3 separate regions of the Homo sapiens genome follow, and regions 2 and 3 are each linked to region 1. Evidence: chromatin loops called from intact Hi-C (ENCODE). Cell type or tissue: heart left ventricle. All regions are shown on one strand. Region 1 overlaps ALPK2 (alpha kinase 2). Region 2 overlaps ALPK2 (alpha kinase 2). Region 3 has its middle 13 kb from the start of LINC03110.

Evidence for each region. Peaks named below come from ENCODE experiments on the same cell type or tissue, not always from the same donor. Only the 100,000 strongest peaks of a DNase experiment are listed, where the experiment ranks them.
Region 2: it touches region 1 in a loop (8-fold over the local background); 24 of 110 quality-filtered maps call a loop at or near these places.
Region 3: a loop joins it to region 1, with 2.0 times the contacts of the local background. A loop is called at or near these places in 5 of 110 quality-filtered maps.

The regions. Positions count from the first base shown.
Region 1 is chr18:58,593,996-58,597,995 of GRCh38, reverse strand. All of the region lies in intron 3 of ALPK2 (alpha kinase 2), which reads left to right. Among named protein-coding and RNA genes, the nearest start is that of SNORA108, 4.6 kb to the left of the region's middle. In heart left ventricle, a CTCF peak has its summit at 1,657 (motif pointing right); DNase peaks (open chromatin) are centred at 1,566 and 3,807; H3K27ac peaks cover 2,095 bases.
Region 2 is chr18:58,527,779-58,531,778 of GRCh38, reverse strand. ALPK2 (alpha kinase 2) reads left to right here. Exons shown (of 13, transcript NM_052947.4): 6 at 2,541-2,688. Among named protein-coding and RNA genes, the nearest start is that of ALPK2-AS1, 27 kb to the left of the region's middle. In heart left ventricle, CTCF peaks have their summits at 1,647 and 1,851 (motif pointing left); a DNase peak (open chromatin) is centred at 1,838.
Region 3 is chr18:58,643,434-58,647,433 of GRCh38, reverse strand. No RefSeq gene overlaps it. Among named protein-coding and RNA genes, the nearest start is that of LINC03110, 13 kb to the left of the region's middle. In heart left ventricle, no CTCF peak of the experiment used is centred here; no DNase peak of the experiment used is centred here; H3K27ac peaks cover 924 bases.

The DNA of each region.
Region 1 (4,000 bases):
GTGCCAGCATGGTTAGGTTCTGGTAAGGGCCCTCTTCCTGGTTTGCAGAAGCTGCCTTCTCACTATGTTCTCACATGGGACAGAGAGAAAGAGAGAGAGTGCAAGCTCTCTGGTATCTCTTCTAAGGGCACTAATCCTGTCATGAGGGCCCCACCCTTGTGACCTCATCTAAACCATATCACCTCCCAGAGGCCCTGCCTCCAAATACCATCACATTGTGGGTTAGGGCTTCAACATATGACTTGGTGGGGGACATAATTCAGTAGCTAGCACAGCTCCAAATATGGAAGTGTTCTGGCTATATACAGGGCCAGACTAAGATGAGCCAGTGGGGGTGGACAGGGACCCACTGGTTCAGAATCAGAAATCTGCAGCACTCTGTGAGAGTGTAAGTAGACACACTAAGTATCATAAGTAGATACTCAGCTCTCAAGCCAGACTACCCAGGTCCAATTCTTGGCCTCATCTCTTACTTGGGCAGGTTGCTTAACCTCTGTCTGCCACGATTTCCGTATCTGTAAAATGGGAATGATTACAGTATCTACTTTGCAGGGTTGGGTGAAGATTAAATGAGATAATACACATAAGGAAACTTTTTGAACAGTGCTGGTACTCAACAAATGCTAAGTAAATGCTCATTCTTTCTGCCCTGAGATCTCCTGTGTATTGTTAGACACAGCCATTCTTTGTTTTTGTTTTTTCTTTCGAGTTGGAGTCTCACTCTGTCACCCAGGCTGGAATGCAGTGGCACAATCTCAGCTCACTGCAACCTCCACCTCCCAGGTTCAAGCAATTCTCCTGCCTCAGCCTCCTGAGTAGCTGGGATTACAGGTCCCCACCACCACACCTGACTAAATTTTTTTGTATTTTAGTAGAGACGGGGTTTCACCATGTTGCCCAGGCTGGTCTCAAACTCTTGACCTCAAGTGATCCACCTGCCTCGGCCTCTCAAAGTGCTGGGATTACAGGCATGAGCCACTGCACCGGGCCAATTTTGTTTTTTTTTAATTAGCTTGGGGTGGTGGCACACACCTGAGGCCCCAGCTTCTTGGGAGGCTGAGGTAGGAGAACTGGTTGGGCCTGGGGGGTTGAGGCTGCAGTGAGCCATGATCATACCACTGCACTCCAGTCTGGGTAACAAAATGAGACCCTGTCTCAAAAGCAAACAAACAAACAAAAGATTTGTGGGAGGAATTAACACAACGCATCCAGGGGTTCTGTTCTTCACTGAGTCTTGCCTCAAGGGCAGCAGGCAAAAGAGCCATTCCACATACAGCCATCTGAACTGGGGGAAATGATTTGAATGAACTGTGGCTTGTTGGTGGTCAGAGGCTCTGTTGCTGAATCCTTAGGGGACTGGGTGAGCAGAATAATCTAACAGGCCTCCCACAGCTGCTGTAGGAGAAGGCCCTGTTGTCAGTAGCTCTGGTCACCATTTGAACTGCAGGGTGTCAGTGACTGCTCCCTTTCTGTCCTTGTCACTTCCCATTCCCTGCGGCGGCTGCTGCAGCAGCCAGATGGAGATTCTTCTCCTGTTGGAGCTGCTCCTTGACAGCCCTAATGAGGCTGCTCCCTTGGCCCTGTGCAGGGTGCCCTGCTTGCCCGTCTGCCTGCTAGTGGCTGCCTCGGCTCACCAGTGGGCACCAGGAGGTGGCAGCCAGGCAGAGGCATCATGAGATGGTCAGATCAAGGAGATAGAGAGGGACACAGGACACAGCCAGCACCGAGGCCCTGACAACAGAACGGCAGACGAAGGGAAGCCACTGACTTGTGACGGGCTTCTTCCCTGACTACAGGTCTCTGAGCCTGCTTTTGGGAGAGAAATTCTCAGACCTGGTTTTGCTCATTCCCCCTTTCTGGGTCCAGCAATTCATTTTTTAAGAAGGAAAACCAACTCTTAACAGCCACACAGTGCATGCGGGGGCAGCTTGCCAGTCATTGAGTAGGGAACTCAGATCAAATTGAGCAGCTAGTGGAGTGACAGCTGATGTTTTCCTGAGAATTTAATAAGGGGACCTTTACCCTTGATGGAAACGTTGGAGTCACCAAGCTGGAAGTGACTTCAAGATGTTGCCGCTCAGAGCCTGGTCTTGGACCACCAGCATCAGCATCCCCTGGGAGCTTGTTAGAATGGCAAAATCCCAGCTCCCTCTCCAGACCAGCCAATCAGAACCTGCATTTTAATGACATCCCAAGTGATTCGTGTGCATTTTTAACACAGGAGAAACCCTGCTGTAAGGCTTAGGCTTAGCCCACTCCTGGCTATACATTACCTCTGGGGAACTTTAAAAAAGTATTGATGCTTATATCCCACCCCTAAAAAATTCTGTTTTAATTGGTCAAATCCAACTGGTCTAGTCCACTGCCTACACCCTATAGGTCACCCAAGGCCCAGAGAGATCACAGGACCCATCCAAAGTAACACAATGGGTTAGGAACAAAGCTAGGGTTAGAACCCCAAAATTCTGTTTCCCAGGGCCCCGGAGTCCATTATGTTAATCACTGCATCTCATCCTACCAGTGCCATCCTCCCAAACAAAATCTATTAAGATGTATCCTGGAATATAATTCAAAAAGGAGTGATCATAAGGACTTCATTCAAAAATAAGGATTCATGGAGGGCCTACTATATGCCGGGGACTGTTCTAGACCCTAAGGTTACAGCAGCAAATACTGGAGTCCCTGATCTCATGGGAAAGGGATCGCAAGAGGAGCCAGACATTTAACACACCAGGAACTATGTAATGGGTCAGGTGAAAAAAGATAAAGCAGCACGAGGGAGGGAAGGCGCATGACGGTGGGAAGGTCTCTCTGGTGAGGGGCTCTGAGCACAGGGGTGAAAGTACAGAGCGGGAGGTGATGTGGTTATTACCTGGGGAAGGCAGGTTCTCTTCACCTTCTGTGACTCCCACGTCAGCTCATTGCTTGTAGGCCATGGCACATGGTCATGACTTTGGATTTGATTTGGAGTGAGATGGAGACACATAAGAGGGTTTCTGAACAGAGATGTGATGACATTTTCTGGCTAAGTGTAAAAGGATGACTCTTATCTCAGTGATGTGAATGTATCCTCTGGAGAAGACTCAGGGCACAGATGGGGACTGCAAGCAACCATCGCGGTAATTCAGATGAGACGGTGGTGCCTCCACCCAGGACGGTCCTGCAGAAGGTGGGAGGAAGCGGCCAGGTTCTGAGTGTGTCTGACAGGAGCTGCTGTTGGACTGGATGCTGGACGTGAAAGGGGAGTGAAAGACGGACTCCAGGATTTTTGCACTGAGCAATTGGTAGAATGGAATTGCAGTTTTGTGGAGACAAGAAGCAGGTTTGGATAAGGACATCCACAGTTTGGCTTGGGGCGTGCTGGGTGTTTGATGAATTAGCAGAGCTCTGGGCCTCTGTGGCTAGGGACATTTGTGCTGCTGAGAGCTGGGGCTGCCGGCCATGGCTTGTCTGATGGAGCATTCATCTTAGTCCTGCTCCCAAGATGATGGGCCTTTCAGAGAATAGATTTACAGTTTAAACTTAAGATTGTTTTGGTATATTGTCACAATGCTCCTTAAGATTTCTGGGACATTATGCTCGCTTGGTGACCTATTAGGTGCTGGGGGTGGAAATTGTTTCTGGATAACTTTGAGTTTTCTTTTAATAAGAAGGGTCAGTCATCTATTAACTAAGCGTGGTGGTAGTAATGCCATAGGATTTTTTTCCTTTCTGAAATCAGTTTGCCCACTTCTTGTTCAAAGAATCTCTGGTGGGTCTGCGTTGCTCCCAGAGGCTCAGAAAGCTGTCAAAAGGGCAGAGCTTCTGCGCCAAGTGGAAGCCAGGAAACCGCTCCCCATGCATCCCCAGGAAAAGATCCTGGCTCTACCATGAACATGCCTGTTCCCTGACGTGTTCGCTATTGTACAAGAGTCCATGTCCATTTATTTAGTTCAGTGCTTCTGAGTGCTGGCTGCCCAAAGGAATAGCCTAGAAACCTTAAAAAAAAAACTGATGGTGA
Region 2 (4,000 bases), 66 kb after region 1:
TTTAGTAGAGACGGGGTTTCACCATGTTGGCCAGGATGGTCTAGATCTCTTGACCTTGTGATCTGCCCGCCTTGGCCTCCCAAAATGAGCCACCATGCCCGCATGCCCGTCCTTTTTTTTTTTTTTTTTTCAACTTATCACCTTCTAGTTGTTCGTTACGGTTTTCTAGCCGTGGGCCAATTCCTTTAAGAATCTACTCCACCATTGAGCACTCAAAGGTTTTTTATTTTGTTTTCTCAGTGTAAGCAACAGCAATTTCATTGCTTAAAAATAACAAAAGTTGCCACCAGGAAGACACCAGATTAGGAAGTTCTCCTTCCTTCTTGTGATGGCTTTTGTAAGATCCTGAGTCCTCGTCACTGCTTTCCGGCTGGTACACTTCAGACCCCTTGGCTGACATCTCGACTGTGCCCTACCCAGCAGTCTGGTACCCACCCTGCTATCCCCAAAGGAGCACAGATTTAATGCCTTCCCACCAGTTAACTGGTGGGGCGGGAGTTAGGATGAGGGGAGCAGTGACTTGGATCATTATAAAAGAAATAAACCCTAAGTAATGTTTTTAAAAAATTATTATTATTACTTTAGAGATAGGGTCTCACTCTGTCACTTAGGCTGGATTGCAGTGGCGAGATCATGGCTCACCGCAGCCTTGAACTCCTGTGCTCAACCGATCCTCCCACCTCAGCCTCCTAAGTAGCTAGGTCCACAGGCATGCGCACTGCACCTGGCTAATTTTTTTTTCTAGAGATGGGATCTTGCTATGTTGCCCAGGCTGGTCTCCAACTCCTGGCCTCAGGTGACCCTCCTGCCTCGGCCTCCAAAAGTGCTGGGATTACAGGTGTGAACCACCATGCCAGGCCTGAGTAATCGTTTTTGATGTCCAAAGCTTAGTACAACAGAAACTTTTTATTCACCGGGGACTTTACTACCGTTTTCCCTCAACACTAGCCCAACCTGCACACGGAAGAAAAAACTAGCTGCACTCCAGGTCTCCTTTGAGCTCGTTCAGCTGCACTTTCCACCTCTGTCTCACATAGTCAGGGGTCCTATCCAAAGCCCAAAGCCCCTCGGCTAAACAAGCTTCAAATCTCCCACAGACCATCCATCATTCAGTTCTGCTGCCCATTTCATGCCCTTCCCGCCATCCTCCAATTTTCCTTGTGTTCGGTACAACAGGTTCTGGCAGGCTTAGGAATATTTAGGTGTCCCCACATCACCCATGAAGCCGGCCACTGCATGGTGTTGGAAAGACCCTCTAGGAAATGGCCCAGATGAGGAGGTGGGCTTGGTCGAGACCTGGACCAAGAGTTTGACATTGTGAACCTGAACACGGTCTCAGCTTGGGCAGGAACCAGCAGGCCCAAATGCACTGATGCGGGTTTGCCATCAATACGTACTTGTTACATTTTCTCTCTCTCTCAATTATCCACTTGGCTCCCAGGATACTGTTAGCAGTCTTGGTTACTCTCTGGTTGAAAGATTTGCTACCCAACAGGCCCATTATCACTTCCAGGGTAGAGAATTAGCTTTTAAATATGCATTCTGTCATCCTAGCATCTGCTGGTGCCAAGGAGAGATGAGAAGCACCTTGAATTCATGGATATTTTCACCGTAGTATAATTTGAGGCAGTGGAGCAAAGTCTCAGTATTGGTGATCTTGGTTTGGCTACGGATTACATATGTTTTATACTGATGTACTTTTTTGTGTTACCAACGCTGTGGAGTTATGCTACTTAATTTGTGATAGACTCACACATCTGCAGTAATCTCATTTCCTACCCAATTGTTACGACCACTCGGGACAGGGGCCTCATCCTTGTCTTGTTCTAATGTCTAGGCTGCCGCCCAGTGGCTGCCCTAGCTAATTACACATTAGCATGCTAATTGTTCCTCACTGATATTGATACTGAGGTGATATTTCAAAGGTCTCAGCCCAACCAGTGGGAATTGTTTCCTTATTGCTTCTATTCTCTTTTGCTAATGAGGTTGATATCAGACATCACTCCAATCTACTAGGTTATCTTCAGCAAAGACAAGTGTGATAAAAGGGAAAAGATGAATATTATTCAGCCAATAACCTATTGTTGAGGTGTCTTTTACATTTTGGGGGCTTAGCCGTAGTTTTTTGGATAATCCAGATTTTATTCTACTCCCTAATTCCTAGCTCTGATTTCGACCTGGATGATCTGGTAATCATTTAAAAACATCTTTATTTGGATGAGATCCTATAGAATAGATATCTAAAATCCTCCCACCTCTCATCCCCTTTAGAAAAAATCTCTCAAGTTCTATTTCACTTTAAGCATTACAGGCTGCACCTAAAGAATTTTAAGTAATGGAAGTGAGCATTTTCTATTAGATTGATTTGTAAATTTTCCGACTATTTAGGCAAGCCACCTCTCCCCTCAGAGACTCAATTCTCACTTCCATAATTGGGGATAATAATTAATATTCCTGTCTCTCAGGATTGTTATGAGAATTAAATGGTATGAAATGGGAAAGTCTTTTGTTACACTGACCTTCAAATATCTTGTTTCTAGCTCCAGTATTACTGAAAAAGATCCAAGCTGAGATGTTCCCTGAACACTCTGGAAATGTAAAATTAAGCTGCCAATTTGCAGAAATTCATGAAGATTCTACTATCTGCTGGACAAAAGATTCAAAGTCCATAGCCCAAGTGCAGAGAAGGTGCGATGTTTTTCCCTGGTTACTTTTCACAGTTGTTGCTTGTTTATTTCACAACATGGTTGTAAAAAAGAAAAAAGAATAAATTATAGGACGTGAAAAGGAAAATTGAAGCAGAGATTCCACATCCACAATATTAAAAAAGACTAAATATCGGAAGACAAGTGTCTGGATGGGGAAAATGATGGAGGATTCTTGCCCAGGTTTTGCCAGAATTGAGTTCTGGGGTTTTGGGAAGTCACACAACCTTTCACTACATTTTTTAAATCAGGGGAAGGAACATGTCAAATGATATTCTAGTCTGAGGTTCTGTGGTCCTAAGATTAAAGAGCTCTCATCTGTATGTCTGTGAATTTAACTTGGGTGTGTTTTCTGTTTCATAAATTCCCAGTAATCTGATAAAGGTCAAACAAAGCTAAGGAGATGAATAAAAACAACAACAACAGCAATCTATGAGGTTACAGAAAAGTAACAGCTATTGAGGGTGACCAGCAGCCATCACTAAGATGGGAAAACCTGTTTATTTCTGGGTCCCTATGATTTTTATTTTTATTTTTGAGACAAGGTGCTACTCCCATCTCCCAGGCTGGAGTATAGTGGTGCAATCACGGCTCACTGCAGCCTCCACCTCCTGGGCTTAAGTGATCCTCCCACCTCAGCCTCCCGAGTACCTAGGATTACTGGAGCACACCACCATGCTTGGCTAATTTTCTTTTGTATTTTTAGTAGAGACAGGGTTTTGCCACATTGCCCAGGCTGGTCTTGAACTCCTGGCCTCAAGTGATCCACCTGCCTCAGCCTCCCAAAGTGCTGGGATTACAGGAGTGACCCACTGCGTCCAGCCATGTCCTTAAGATAATAAAGGAGAGAAGAATGAGGAGGCAAGAGATGAGCGTGAGAATCATTGCCAAGAATATCCCCTGTGGAATAAACCTGATTACTGGCTTCCTTAAGCAGCTTTTCTTGGCAATAAATGCTTGTTCAAGTGAACTGATGAATTCAAGCTTCATCTGACACAATCTAGAAACAAATCACCTGGTTCAAAAGTCAACCCTCTGCCAAAGGGTTCCCAGTTTAGCTCCCTAAGAAATGGGAGGGGTTCCAATCCCCTTAATTTTGTCACCAGTAGACTGAAAAAGTGAGAAAATCTGAGTTTTCTGTTTAATTAAATCATATATGTCTGCTTGGAACATATGTCTGGAAACTATTTCTCAAATGTAATCATGGAATACTTGAGCTATGATTTCATTTCTACTAACATCACTCCAGAGCATCTAACTGGATTGTAATTGATAGCATAACCACTTTGCCTAAA
Region 3 (4,000 bases), 49 kb before region 1:
CTGGGCATGGTGGCATGCACCCATAGTTCCAGCTCTTTGGGAGGCTGAGGCCAGGCAGGATCACTTGAGCCAGTGAAGTGAAGGTTGCAGTGTGCCAAGATCGGGCAACTGCCCTCCAGCCTGGGCGACAGAGGGAGACTCTGTCTTAAAAAATACAATAATAATTCAGATGGCTTTTAAATATGTATATGAAAAGATACTTCACTTCTTTTTAAATAACAGCAATGCAATTACATAATACAATAATACCAATCCTATCTATCAAGTTACCAAATAAAAATTTCTGGTACTACGTTGTGTTGGCAAAAGTATTTCAAGTCTGACATCTTATATACTGTTAGGAAGAATGTAAATTAGCATTACTCTTCTAAGGACAATTAAAAAATATCTATCAAAATGAAAAATGTATTTCCTGTTTGACCTAGCAATTTCATTTCTAGAAATTTTTCTGATAATTATTAAAGACCCATATACAAAGATACCCTAAGAACATTCTAGAAGCAATGATTAATTCTGGCAGAGGAGGGTGCACAAGAGACTTTCAGAGGGGAATCATCAACAGAAGAATAAAATATCACACACTTTCTTAGCTACAATAAGATAAATTCCTCACTGACAGCCAATGTGTGATACAGTTCATGTATGTTCATATGGATGACTTAAAAAACCTAAGTGAAGCAAAAACTATTGCTTGCTGAATTCTAAAGTTTAGAGAAGGAGCTCTTTGTCAGGCCTCTGTGCCCAAGCCTGCACATATACAACCAGATGGCCTGAAGCAACTGGAGAATCACAAAAGAAGTGAAAATGGCTGGTTCCTCCTTTAACTGATGACATTACCTTGTGAAATTCCTTCTCCTGGCTCAGAAGCTCCCCCACTGAGCACCTTGTGACGCCCCCCCCATCCCTGCCCGCCAGAGAACAACCCGTTTGACTGTAGTTTTCCACTACCCACCCAAATCCTGGTAAACTGCCCCACCCCTATCTCCCTTTGCTGATTCCTTTTTCGGACTCAGCCCCCCTGCACCCAGGTGAAATAAACAGCTTTATTGCTCACACAAAGCCTGTTTGGTGGTCTCTTCACACAGAAGTGCATGACATTTGGTGCTGAAACCCGGGACAGGAGGACTTTTTCAGGAGACTGGTCCCCTGTCCTTGCCCTCACTCCTTAAGGAGATCCACCTATGACCTCAGGTCCTCAGACCAAACAGCCCAAAGAACATCTCACCAATTTCAAATCGGGTAAGCGGTCTTTTCACTCCCTTCTCCAGCCTCTCTCGCTACCTTTCTTTCTTTTCTTTTTTTTTAGACAAAGTCTAGCTCTGTCACCCAGGCTGGAGTATAACAGCATGACCTCGGCTCACTGCAACCTCCGCCTCCTGGGTTCAAGCGATTCTTCTGCCTCAGCTTCCTGTGTAGCTGGGACTACAGGTGAATGCCACCACGCCCGGCTAATTTTTTGTATTTTTAGTAGATGGGGTTTCACCATGTTGACCAGGCTGGTCTCGAACTCCTGACCTCATGATCCGCCTACCTCAGCCTCCCAAAGTGCTGGGATTACAGGCATGAGCCACCGTGCCCAGCCGACTACCTTTCAATCTCCCTCTCTCCCTACCCTTCAATCTCCCTGTCCTTCCAATTCCAGTTCTTTTTCCTCTCTAGTAGAGACAAAGGAGACACATTTTATCTGTGGAGCCAAAACTCTGGCACCGGTCACGGACTTAGGAAGACAGTCTTCCCTTGGTGTTTAATCACTGTGGGGATGCCTGCCTGATTATTCACCCACACTCCATTCGTGTCTGATCACCACAGGGATGCCTGCCTTCATCATTCACCCACATTCCCTTGGTGGCAAGTCAATTGCAGGGACGCCTGCTTTGGCTCCTCTCCTACCTTGCAGCCCAGGGCTGCTCACCATCCCCCTTCTCCGTATCTCTACCCTCTCTTTTATCTGGGCTTGCCTCCTTCACTATGGGCAACCTTCCACCCTCCATTCTCCCTTTGTCTCCCTTAGTCTGTGTTCTCAAAAACTTAAAACCTCTTCAACTCTCGCCTGACCTAAAACCTAAGCATCTTATTTTCTTCTGCAACACTGCTTGGCCCCAGTACAAACTTAATAATGGTTCTAAATAGCCAGAAAATGGCACTTTTGATTTCTCCATCTTAAAAGACCTGGATGATTTTTGTCAAAAAATGGGCAAATGGTCTGAGGTGCCTGACGTCCAGGCATTCTTTTACACATTAGTCCCTCCCTAGTCTCTGCTCCCAATGCCACTCATCCCAAATCTTTCTTCTTTCTCTCCTGGCTGTTCCTTCAGTTTCCACCCCAAGCTCTGAGTCCTTTGAATCCTCTTTTTCTACAGACCCATCTGACCTCTCCCCTCCTCCCCAGGCTGCTCCTCGCCAGACTGAGCCAGGTCCCAATTCTTCCTCAGCCTCAGCTCCCCCACCCTATAATGCTTCTATCACCTCCCCTCCTCACACCCGGTCCAGCTTACAGTTTTGTTCCATGACTAGCCCTCCCCCACCTGCCCAACAATTTCCTCTTAAAGAGGTGGCTGGAGCTGAAGGCATAGCCAAGGTTAATGCTCATTTTTCTTTATCTGACCTCGCCTAAATCAGTTAGCATTTAGGCTCTTGTTAATCAAATATAAAAACCCAGCCCCGTTCATGGCCAGTTTGGCAACAACCCTTAGACACCTTACTGCCCTAGACCCAGAGGGGCCAGAAGGCCGTCTTATTCTCAATATGCATTTTATTACCCAATCCACTCCTGACATTACAAAAAGCTTCAAAAATTAGATCCCAGCCCTCAAATGCCACAACAGGACTTAATTAACCTCGCCTTCAAGGTGTACAATAATAGAGAAGAGTTGCAATTACTTGCCTCCCCTGTGAGACAAACCCCAGCCACATCTCCAGCACACAAGAACTTCAAAACGCCTGAACTGCAGTGGCCAGGCATTCCTCCAGGACCTCCTCCCCCAGGAGCTTGCTTCAAGTGCTGGAAATCTGGCCACTGGGCCAAGGAATGCCCACAGCCCAGGATTCCTCCTAAGCTGTGTCCCATCTGTGCGGTACCCCACTGGAAATCAGACTGTCCAACTCGCCCGGCAGCCACTCCCAGAGCCCCTGGAACTCTGGCCCAAGGCTCACTGACTGACTCCTTCCCAGATCTTCTCAACTTAGCAGCTGAAGAATGACGCTGCCCAATCACCGTAAAAGCCTCCTAGACCATCACAGATGCTTTGGGTAACCCTTACAGTGGAGGGTAAGTCCATCCCCATCTTAATACAGAGGCTACCCACTCCACATTAACTTCTTTTCAAGGGCCTGTTTCCCTTGCCTCCCTAATTATTGTGGGTATTGAAGGCCAGGCTTCCTACAAATCTTCCCAACAGGACACCCTCCTGCTCCTCTGACATCTATTCTCAAAGGGATACCACATATCTCCCTCCAAAGCCCAAATTTCTTCTTCATCCGTTACCTATCTCGGCATAATTCTTCATAAAAACACACGTGCTCTCCCTGCTGATCGTGTCTGGCTAATCTCCCAAACCCCAACTCCTTCTACAAAACAACAACTCCCTTCCTTCCTAGGCATTGTTAGGTACTTTCACCTTTAGATAACTGGTTTTGCCATCCTGACTAAACCGTTATATAAACTCACAAAAGGAAATCCTTAAAAACAGCCCTAGAAGCTGCTCCCACACTAGCTCTCCCTAACTCATCCCAGCCCTTTTTCATTACACACAGCTGAAGTGCAGGGCTGTGCAGTCAGAATTCTTACACAAGAGCCAGGAGTGCGCCCTGTAGCCTTTCTGTACAAACAACTTGACCTTACTGTTTTAGGCTGGCCCCCACATTATTCCTGATACCACACCTGACCGTATCTCTCTGATCCACCTGGCATTCACTCCATTTCCCCATATTTCCTTCTTTCCTGTTTCTCACCCTGATCACACTTAGTTTATTGATGGCAGTTATACTAGGCCTAATCTCC